Regions from separate parts of the Homo sapiens genome. Here region 1 is linked to region 2. A link is an interaction called in ENCODE POLR2A ChIA-PET data of the cell type or tissue named here. Cell type or tissue: MCF 10A. All regions are shown on one strand.

Evidence for each region. ChIA-PET counts read pairs that join two places held together with the same protein. Peaks named below come from ENCODE experiments on the same cell type or tissue, not always from the same donor. Only the 100,000 strongest peaks of a DNase experiment are listed, where the experiment ranks them.
Region 1: POLR2A ChIA-PET joins it to region 2 with 5 read pairs; 2 of 35 experiments call an interaction of 5 or more read pairs at or near these places.

Annotation. Positions count from the first base shown.
Region 1 is chr6:123,055,076-123,060,075 of GRCh38, forward strand. It overlaps CLVS2 (clavesin 2), which reads left to right. Exons shown (of 6, transcript NM_001010852.4): 5 at 731-951. Among named protein-coding and RNA genes, the nearest start is that of CLVS2, 61 kb to the left of the region's middle. In MCF 10A, no CTCF peak of the experiment used is centred here; a DNase peak (open chromatin) is centred at 2,306.
Region 2 is chr6:122,930,112-122,935,111 of GRCh38, forward strand. No RefSeq gene overlaps it. Among named protein-coding and RNA genes, the nearest start is that of CLVS2, 64 kb to the right of the region's middle. RefSeq lists an enhancer at 947-996. In MCF 10A, no CTCF peak of the experiment used is centred here; no DNase peak of the experiment used is centred here.

The sequences.
Region 1 (5,000 bases), 120 kb after region 2:
CATAGACAAAATGATTAAGGTATGCATACAGCTTTACATTTTTAATTCATTGTTTCTTTTTCTATTTGGACAGTCAGTATGGAAATCTTTAGTAGAGAAGATACTGGCAACATTACAGAACATAATGTCCTTTGGGACATGAACTTCACTCAGCCTTTCATTATGACGATGCTAATCTACTTTGGTTATTTACATCACCCACTTTGCATTATAAAACAGTAATTTAGTGGTTACAATATTCTTATTTTTATTGATGATAAAGAGAAAGCCTTGCAAGTGACAGCTTTTTGGTGTAATAACTTGCATAGGCTCTGTAATTGATGAGTCCCTTATGAGAAGGGTCTGTTTTCACAGCATTCATTATACACATCATCAAGTTTGCACAACTAACACCAGGATGATGTACAGATCAGCATGTACGTATTATTCTGCCCATGTCCCTGCCTATGAAGAAGGAAACCAAATTTGTGGTTGCAGCTCTTTTACCCAATAACTCTCTGACCTTCCAGAAATTACTTAAAGTGTCTGAGCCTCAGGATTTTGGTATGATATATTAGGATAACAGTACCAGCTCTGCCTGTTTTACAGAGTAGATGACTGGCTAAAGTACTTTAACAGACATGCGAAACTCATATTTGCTATTGCTATCCTCACATCCCCCCTGTAGGATTTAGATGGTATTTAGTTTCCTCTGTGTCTTTCCCTTCCTCCCGTCTTCTTGCATTTATAGATATTTTTGCATGGTAACAACCTGAACAGTCTACACCAACTAATTCATCCTGAGATCCTGCCCTCTGAGTTTGGAGGAATGCTGCCTCCTTATGACATGGGGACATGGGCAAGAACACTGCTAGACCATGAATATGACGATGACAGCGAGTACAATGTAGACTCCTACAGCATGCCTGTGAAGGAAGTAGAGAAGGAACTCTCCCCAAAGTCCATGAAGAGGTATGCTGGAGGTAGACTGGGGAGTGGGCTGGGCCAGGGCAGGGAGAGGCATCCTGAGTCAAACTCAAAGCTTTCTGTTTTTCTGTATACATTTTTCTGGTGGGATTTTAAAACTCTTTATGCCCTATGATTGTATGTCTAAGAGTTTTGAGTCAAAGATAAAGTCATTTTCTTATAGTGAGAACATTTAAAATTTATTCTCTTAGCGGTTTTCAAATATACAATACATTATTATCATATATTTGAAAACTGTAGTAACCCTGATGTATGATAGATCTCCCAAACTTATTCTTCCTGTCTAATTGAAACTTTGTACTTTTTGATGAATATCTCCCTATCCACCCCCCCAAACCATCCTGCCTCATCCCAGTGCTTGGTAACCACCATTCTACTATCTATTTCTATGAGTTCGACTTTTTTTAGATTCCACATATAAGTGAAATCATGCAGTATTTTTCCATCACATTGTATTCCATAACTATATGCAATTATCTGTCAATTAAGGAAAAGATAAAGTAATTTGAGGTAACCTCAACTTAGTGTTGTTCCAAATTCACAGACAGTCTAGCAGGGCCCTTGGAAGTCACCAAATCTGGTGGTTTTCAAATTGTATCCTGAGAAACCAAAGGTTTTGAGGGGGTGCCTTAGGCCAAGTAGGTGGAGTAGAGAGAGTGCCCATTTCCACTGTTGTGGGAGCAACTCTCCTATAAGCAATTTATTGGATTTCTGTGTAAGATTTCTTTTGAAGAAAGCAACCACACACACCAGTTCAAACACTGTGTTCAAAGTTTCTGGTCCTTTTTCAATATCTCTGCCAAGTCTTTGTCTAAAGGTCTAAACATTACTGGTACAAAACATTGTATTTCACTTCAGTTTTAATCTTTATAGAGTTCATTGTTGAGTCAGAGTCCAAATACCTGCTTTGACTCTCACAGCACTTTTATGCCTTTTATCTTTCAATCAATAGTCTGGGGAGTTGTCAGACATTGCACAAATGCATACCTGGCTCTGAGTTTGCATTCTGTCACAAACAAGTAGATGTGTAATTCTCAGACTTCCCAGGCAACCACAGCTCAGGGTCCATTTGGATAACAGTAACAAATATTACTTCTCCAGTTCATTTCACATTCACAGAAGTATGGGCACCGTAGCCCCTGCAAGTCTCCCCTCACCTAGCTCAGGGAGGATACAAGGACAATGAACGGGTCATGCCAATGTCTGGCATCCTTCTCTGATGAAAGCCTTAAGGCCCTTTGCCCATAGCTCTGACTCATGGAGTAATGTGCCTGTTCTTTAAGGATGGTCTTCTTTTTTTTTTTTTTTTTTTTTTTTTTTTTTTGAGATGAGTCTAGCTCTGTCTCCCAGGCTAGAGTGCAATGGCGCGATCATGATTCACTGCAACCTCCACCTCCCTAGTTCAAGGGATTCTCCTGCCTCAGCCTCTGGAGTAGCTGGGATTACAGGCTCCCAACACTGCACCCAGCTAATTTTTGTACTTTTAGTGGGACAGGGTTTCACCATCTTGTCCAGGCTAGTGTCAAACTCCTGACCTCATGATCCACCTGCCTCGGCCTCCAAAATACTGGGATTACAGGAGTGAGCCATTGCGCCTGGCCAGGATGGTCTCTTTTATGCTGCTGCCTCTGTTGTGATTGTTGTTAGTATGTGTGTGCATTGATTTCCTCTCTCCAGGCTGCTGCACAACTCCTTGGAGAGAACGGAAAGGCCAGAAATTTTCCCTGCTCTAATTTTCCACTAGTTAGCAAGCTTATATTTAAACCAACTTTAGGCTTCTTAACTCCCTTCTTTTAGAACAGAACTTCTCAAGATCTCTGCTCTCCTAAGGGGTTCATGGATGGGCTCTCAAAGGATTCTGTTAAGTGCTAAAAGTTGTATGCAAAATTTTGTGTGCGTAAGTATGAATGTACTATATGTATATGTCATGCATATATTTTCTGGGGAGAAGTCATATATTTCATCAAATTATTTGAAAGTTTTTAAAAACAAAAGTGGTTAAAAGCAACTCCCCCTAAAATAGTTTTCTTCTAATAAAATAATCCTAATGATAACAGTTGTTATAATCTATCATTTACTAGGTACTTTTCATGAAGTAGGTGTCTTTTTTTTACATTAATTTATAAATCCTCACAACAACCGTGTTAAACAGATACTGCATCCTCAACGTTAGGTAGTCTATATATAGTGGAGCAGAGGGCTCCACTGCATGAGATGTGGAGTCTTTCACACCACTGACATAAAGCCTGCCTACCCTTCGTGGCACAGAGGCCCTTTCTCAGAACTGAACTACATAAGGATTTGGAGGCAGCTGTCATCGGTGTCCACTAGTGTTCTTCTTTGTCAGCTAATGAGGCCCTTTTTCTTCAGCCATTCTGCCTGAGGCATGATTCCTCATGTGGCCCATCACGTGAGCACATTTTTCTCTGTATCTTCTACACATCACCTGCACTCTGCTCAGCTGCACCCACCCCCTAAAAATTATTTAACTGTTCTTGTTGATTCCAGCCTTACCTGCTCCCCTACTCCCAATTTATTATCCACATGGCAATCCAAAAATCTTTTTAAAATATGAATCAGACCATGTCACATCTTGGCTTTATTTTTATTTTTATTTTTGTTTTTTTGAGGCAGGTTCTCTTTGTGTTGCCCAGGCTGGAGCGCAGTGGCGTGATCATGGCTCACTGCAGCCTCCAACTCCCTGGACTCAAGCAATGCTACCACCTCAGCTCCACAAGTAACTGGGACTACAAGTGCCTGTCACCATGACTAGTTAATTTTTTATTTTTATTTTTTTGTAGAGACCAGGTCTCACTATGTTGCCCAGACTGGTCTCAAACTCCTGGCCTCAAGTGATCCACCTGCCTCAGCCTCTCAAAGCACTGGGATTACAGGTGTGAGCCACCAGGCAGGCCTTAGCTTTATATTTTTAATGACTGCTATTTATACAATGAATACAATCACCTCCTTATCATGGCTTACAAGATGCTACCTGATCTGACCCTGCCTCCCTCTCTCCTCCAGGTGTATCCTGTCTGCTTCCTCTTCCCCTGCTTTTCAGACACATTAGTCTTCTCTTTTTGCCCTTGTCACCGCCACCTGGAATGTTCTTTTCCTTCATCTTCAAATGGGTGGTCCCAATCAAAGGTCAGCTCCTCGAAAGAGTCTTTTGATCTTTGTCACCCACCTGGTCTTAGTCAGTTCTGTTTCCTCTTCATTCTGGTCACTCCCTGTCCATCACCCTTCTTTATTTTATTCTCTTCATAACACTTTTAGCCTTTGAAATTGCTGATTTTGTTTAATTTTATATCTGCACCCCACCCCAAAGTAAGCTTCAAGGAGACCATATTGTCTATGTTTACCTTATTCTCTGAATCCCCAGTGCCTGGAGAAGGTCCTGGAAAAACAGAGGGTGCTCAGGAAATACCAGTTGAATGCATGGAGGAGTGCTCTGCTGCCCATCAGTGGCCCCCTTTAAGTGCAGTATTCATAACTGAATAGGGAACATCTAACCTGGTATTGGCACTTGCATTTAAGTTGCAGAGTTCTGGCTTTGCAGGATAGACCTCACTGGCTTCTTTGGGTTGCTGTTGTTGTCACTGTTGCTATTGTTCAAGCAGCCAAAACTGACTGGTATGGGGGTTCCTAAAACTGGAAAGTCTCTTTACTTACCAATCCATATCCTCCTATTGTTTAGGTTTGTCCTCCAATCACATTATTTTAATTGATTAAGGCCCATCTTGTTAGATATAGCCTAGTCTATCCACCTTTTGTATCCTGATTCTTTTCTCCAATTAAATAGACCATTTTCTCCCCTACACACTTTGCTTGTAGCCCATTAGTGGCCCCAGTCCTGAGTTTCCTGCTGGTGTCATGGGCTGATTAGAGTTTTAGGCATTGTTTGGTGTACGTTTGGTATCATATGAAACATTTATGATTCTATGGAAAACTGAAAAATGAGATTAAGAAAGGTGTTGCACTTGATTCTCATGTTCTCTATGTCAGGGAATGGCAGTTCGCCATCCAGGACAAGA
Region 2 (5,000 bases):
CCAGAACACCTGGACTCTCCAGAGCCAGCAGGCTGGAAAGCCAGAGTTGACTGAACCACAGAGACATTGGCCCCTCTCCTTCACCCCCCAACCCCCCGCAACCCCTGGGGCTCCATCCCAGGGAGAGATCAGAGTTCTGTCATATAACCCTGGCTGGAGTTGCTGAAATTCCCACAGGGGGTACCTGTCCAGTGAGGAGGGATGCATTGGGGTCCCACTTAAAGAAGCAGTCTGGCCATGATCTGGCACAGCAGCTCTTGTTGGGGACTCCTCCTTATTCAGACCGCCTAGACTCCCCAGAGCCAGCAGGCTAAAATAGCCGAGTTGACCTAACCACAGAAATAGTGGCCACCCCTACCCACAGAAACTTGTCTATCTCAGGCAGTCTCCAACCTCTTGCACTAGTTGGCTGGAATTTCAAGCCAGTGGGTCTTAACTTGTGAGGTGCCATGGAAGTGGGGCCCACAGAACAATGCTGCTTGGATCCCTGCATTCAGCCCCCTTCCTAGGGGAATATACAGAAGGATCTCCTGATTTGTCAGGATTCCCAAGGTGGGAGTCTAAAACTCCTGGGTTATCTCTATGTGAACATGAGTGACTGCTCTGCTGAGACTCTGCACAGCTCTGTGTATCAGACCCAAGGCCCTGGTGGTGTGGGCTCACAAGAGGATCTCCTGATTCATGGGTTGCAAAGATCCCTGGGAGAAGTGTGGCTTCCCAGGTAGGGTCACACAATCATTCACCACTTCTCTTGGCTGGGGGTAGGGGTTCCTTTGGCTCCATTGTCACTTTCTGGCAGGTCTTTGCCCCACCTGCTTTTCTTTGTTCTCTGTGGGTCTAGCTGTTTGCCTAGTCAGTCCCAATGTGAGAACCTGAATATTTCAGTTGAAGGTACTGAATTCACTCACCACTTTCATTTCTCTCCGTGATAACTGTGGACTGCAGCTGCTTCTAATATGTCATCTTGCCCCCTTCTATCATTCCTTTCTTTTAAAAAAAATATAGTTTAAGTAACTTAGTGCAGTATTGATTTTGAATAATATAGTAGAAATTCCAGTTTCAGCCTAAACTGTATTCACATCTAGAAATAAGCATATATGGGCATTTCTGAAGAATTGGGAGGGAAGTCCAATCTTATGGAAGTCCATTTTCATGTGTGGTAATTCATCCTGAGAGCTAAAGGAATAATGCATGAGAAAAAAACTGACTTAGTAAGAAAACCTAAAGGAAGGATGAATTTTTCCCTATTTAACATCAGATTACTATGGAAATTTGGCATTTTAAAGATGCAGATTCCTCCTTTGGTGGAGACAGCTAACCCTTGAGAAATACGGTGGTTTTCCATGCATACTGTGTGGGAGAAAGGTGATGCTAGTGGGAACATGTGAGACACTCAGGAAACTTGGATAGGTGGGGCTTGGGAACATTTTGTAAGGGAGCTGAAATGCTCCATGATCAGGTGTGGGTAAATGCTTTGGGCCATTACTATTAATGAAACCTACATTATATGTATGATTATGTACCGAAGTATCTAATCTCAATAAGCACAACTGGTAACCTAGTAAGTGCTGAGTGCTCCTTAATGCTAGCCTTCCCTGGGGGGCTCCTGTAACACACCATATACACTTAGAACTCTGTTCAATTTGTATTCTTCGATCAAAGTCAAGAGGTTTATAAAGAGCACTTAACACTTACATGTTAATCAATTTTGTAATATTTATTCAAAGTGCAAAGTTTGAGGAAAAGTGAACCCCCTTCCTTTCTTGACATGTGTGAAATGATAAATTATTTTCATTCATTACAGATAAAGTTTGTTGAAAATAATACTAAAATGATTTTCTGGAATGTAGAACTAACTTTTATTCTGGAAAAATAATGTGTCTGTCCCATAAAAACTAATTTTCCTTTGTAAATATATTTAATCTCATTAATCATGCTAAATTGTGTGTATGTGTGTGTGTGTTGTGGTGAGAGGGCTGAGGTTTCTAACTTATGTATTTCAAAAGTCATCTTTTTTGAGGTTACATAATTCTTAGGGTTTCCTACATGACTCACAGGAGGTAGAATAAGCTAATATGCAATTTGTATAGCTTGGCATTATATTTTTATTCTTCAGCACATTTTTTTCTCTGTATAAAAACATTAGATTGACTTTCCCTCAGGAGATCTGTCTCAGTATACTTCCAGAAACTATTATTATAACCTCTTTACTTGGCTTATAGTAACCCAGGCCTTTTGCTCTGAGCATTGTTACTAACCATTGTTCTTAACTATTCTAAAATGCTGGTTATTTCTAGAACTCTATGCCTGAGTCAATCTTGTCAGCTGATTTGTTTCCTTCTTAGATTTGACATTCACCCCTGAGACTCTCCGTCCTCAAAGTCTGTAATACTTTTCACTGTTCTCGGCACACCCCCTATTCCTCTGTTGTGAAAAAACACCTGGCATTATAACAGGAAAAGTTGTGGGTGGAGATTGAACAGACTTGGGAAGTCCAGGGGTGAAACAGTGATGCCAGGACAGGTAAAGGTGGCATGACTTGGGCAGGCAAAGGAAACTGAGGTTGAGAAATGGAAAGTCACCTAATTAAAGTCAGTTAACTAGCAAGTGGTAGACAGCCCTGGGTACCAAGCCTGTGAGAGTGCTCTGTAATCTCCTCTCAACTTATCTGGGTCTCTCTTGTACTACAGCTCAGTAAAGAGAAGCAATAGTATCATGCTTACAACTGTATCCCAGGTCATAGGTCTGGAACTGGGTAAGACTTGATAAATACTGTGAAATTCATTAATGAGTAAAGAATAATATGCTTGCATTAAAAACCCACTATCTTTCTCTATGTTATGCCCTTCTTAAAAGTCATACAAAGAAAGTGCTCCTTCCCTTGTTTCAGTGGAAGTGGTAGTGGAGAAGTTCTGAGACAAGGAAGATATGAAAAATAACAGACATACGTGCAAAATGGAAATGTAACTTACTTGCCTCTGATTATGAAGGCAGAAATGAACAAACACCTGTAATTTGAGATGACTTCACCTTTGGGCAGATGACTTCATCTATTCTTTTCTATTGGAAAAATTACCCCAGTGACACAAATATACAGCAAAGACTCTCTTCGTTTAGAAAAGATTGAGGTTTTAATGGCTAGTAGGCACTAAACCGCTCCTCACAATAAGAAAAGTTACCCATGATACAGAGTTCATCTCTTAGAGTCTTTTACCCATAGACAAATGGTCCTTTCCATGGCTGGATTTAGGCTACCCTGTTTTGTATAAACTTACAGATGGCTCTTGTCCGCTGTGAGTTTGTAAAGCAGTTGACCACAGAGAATACAGGTTAGATTCCTTAAGACTGCAGGAGAGATCTTTAGGCCTCGTGTCAACCTGAAAGCCCTCATGAAACAAAGACCTCATAAGGCACAGTGAACAAGACCTGGACAGGGCTGTTGATGAATAATTCAGAGTTCAGGAATAAATTTAAACTGATTTCTTACATGGATTGAACTCAGCAGGGTACCACCAAGAAACAGGGTTTTTCAATCTTAACACCACCAATTAATTAAATATTGTAGAATCAATCTTTCCTACCCTGTCTCAGCATTTTGAGAAGATTACATTGCTTTTCAGTTATTTGCAGATATTGAAACCTAAAATCTAGTCTAATTCAAAATTCTAATTTTACTTGCAATTTAGTGCTTCTCTCTTTCCTTTAGTGCAAGACTAGCCCAAGGTCTGAGAACAAGGGTGGGAAAGAGAAGGAGATACACACACACACCACAGAGACAGGAAGACAGAATCTAAGAGACAGAATGTGAGACAGAGCTAGAGAACCTATGCAAACACCTGAAGTTACTAAGAAAGTACCACTCACGAGTGTAGAATATCTCCCTTTAGTGCGACAATAACAATGGCATTTAAAAAAAAGATTTACAGTCCCACCAACAGTGTAAAAGTGTTCCTATTTCTCCACATCCTCTCCAGCACCTGTTGTTTCCTGACTTTTTAATGATTGCCATTCTAACTGGTGTGAGATGGTATCTCATTGTGGTTTTGATTTGCATTTCTCTGATGGCCAGTGATGATGAGCATTTTTTCATGTGTTTTTTGGCTGCATAAATGTCTTCTTTTGAGAAGTGTCTGTTCATGTCCTTCGCCCACTTTTTGATGGGGTTGTTTGTTTTTTTCTTGTAAATTTGTTTGAGTTCATTGTAGATTCTGGACATTAGCCCTTTGTCAGATGAGTAGGTTGCGAAAATTTTCTCCCATTTTGTAGGTTGCCTGTTCACTCTGATGGTAGTTTCTTTTGCTGTGCAGAAGCTCTTTAGTTTAATTAGATCTGATTTGTCAATTTTGTCTTTTGTTGCCATTTCTGTAAATTAGTTCAACCATTGTGGAAGTCAGTGTGGCAATTCCTCAGGGATCTAGAACTGGAAATACCATTTGACCCAGCCATCCCATTACTGGGTATATACCCAAAGGATTATAAATCATGCTGCTATAAAGACACATGCACACGTATGTTTATTGCGGCATTATTCACAGTAGCAAAGACTTGGAACCAACCCAAATGTCCAACAATGATAGATTGGATTAAGAAAATGTGGCACATATACACCATGGAATACTATGCAGTCATAAAAAATGATGAGTTCATGTCCTTTGTAGGGACATGGATGGAAATTGGAAATCATCATTCTCAGTAAATTATCGCAAGAACAAAAAACCAAACACCACATATTCTCACTCATAGGTGGGAATTGAAGAATGAGATCACATGGACACAGGAAGGGGAATATCACACTCTGGGGACTGTTGTGGGGTGGGGGGAGGGGGAGGGATAGCATTGGGAGATATACCTAATGCTAGATGACGAGTTAGTGGGTGCAGTGCACCAGCATGGCACATGTATACATATGTAACTAACCTGCACAATGTGCACATGTACCCTAAAACTTAATGTATAACAAAAAAAAAAGATTTAAAAAATCAGGCAGAAATTTCTGTTTA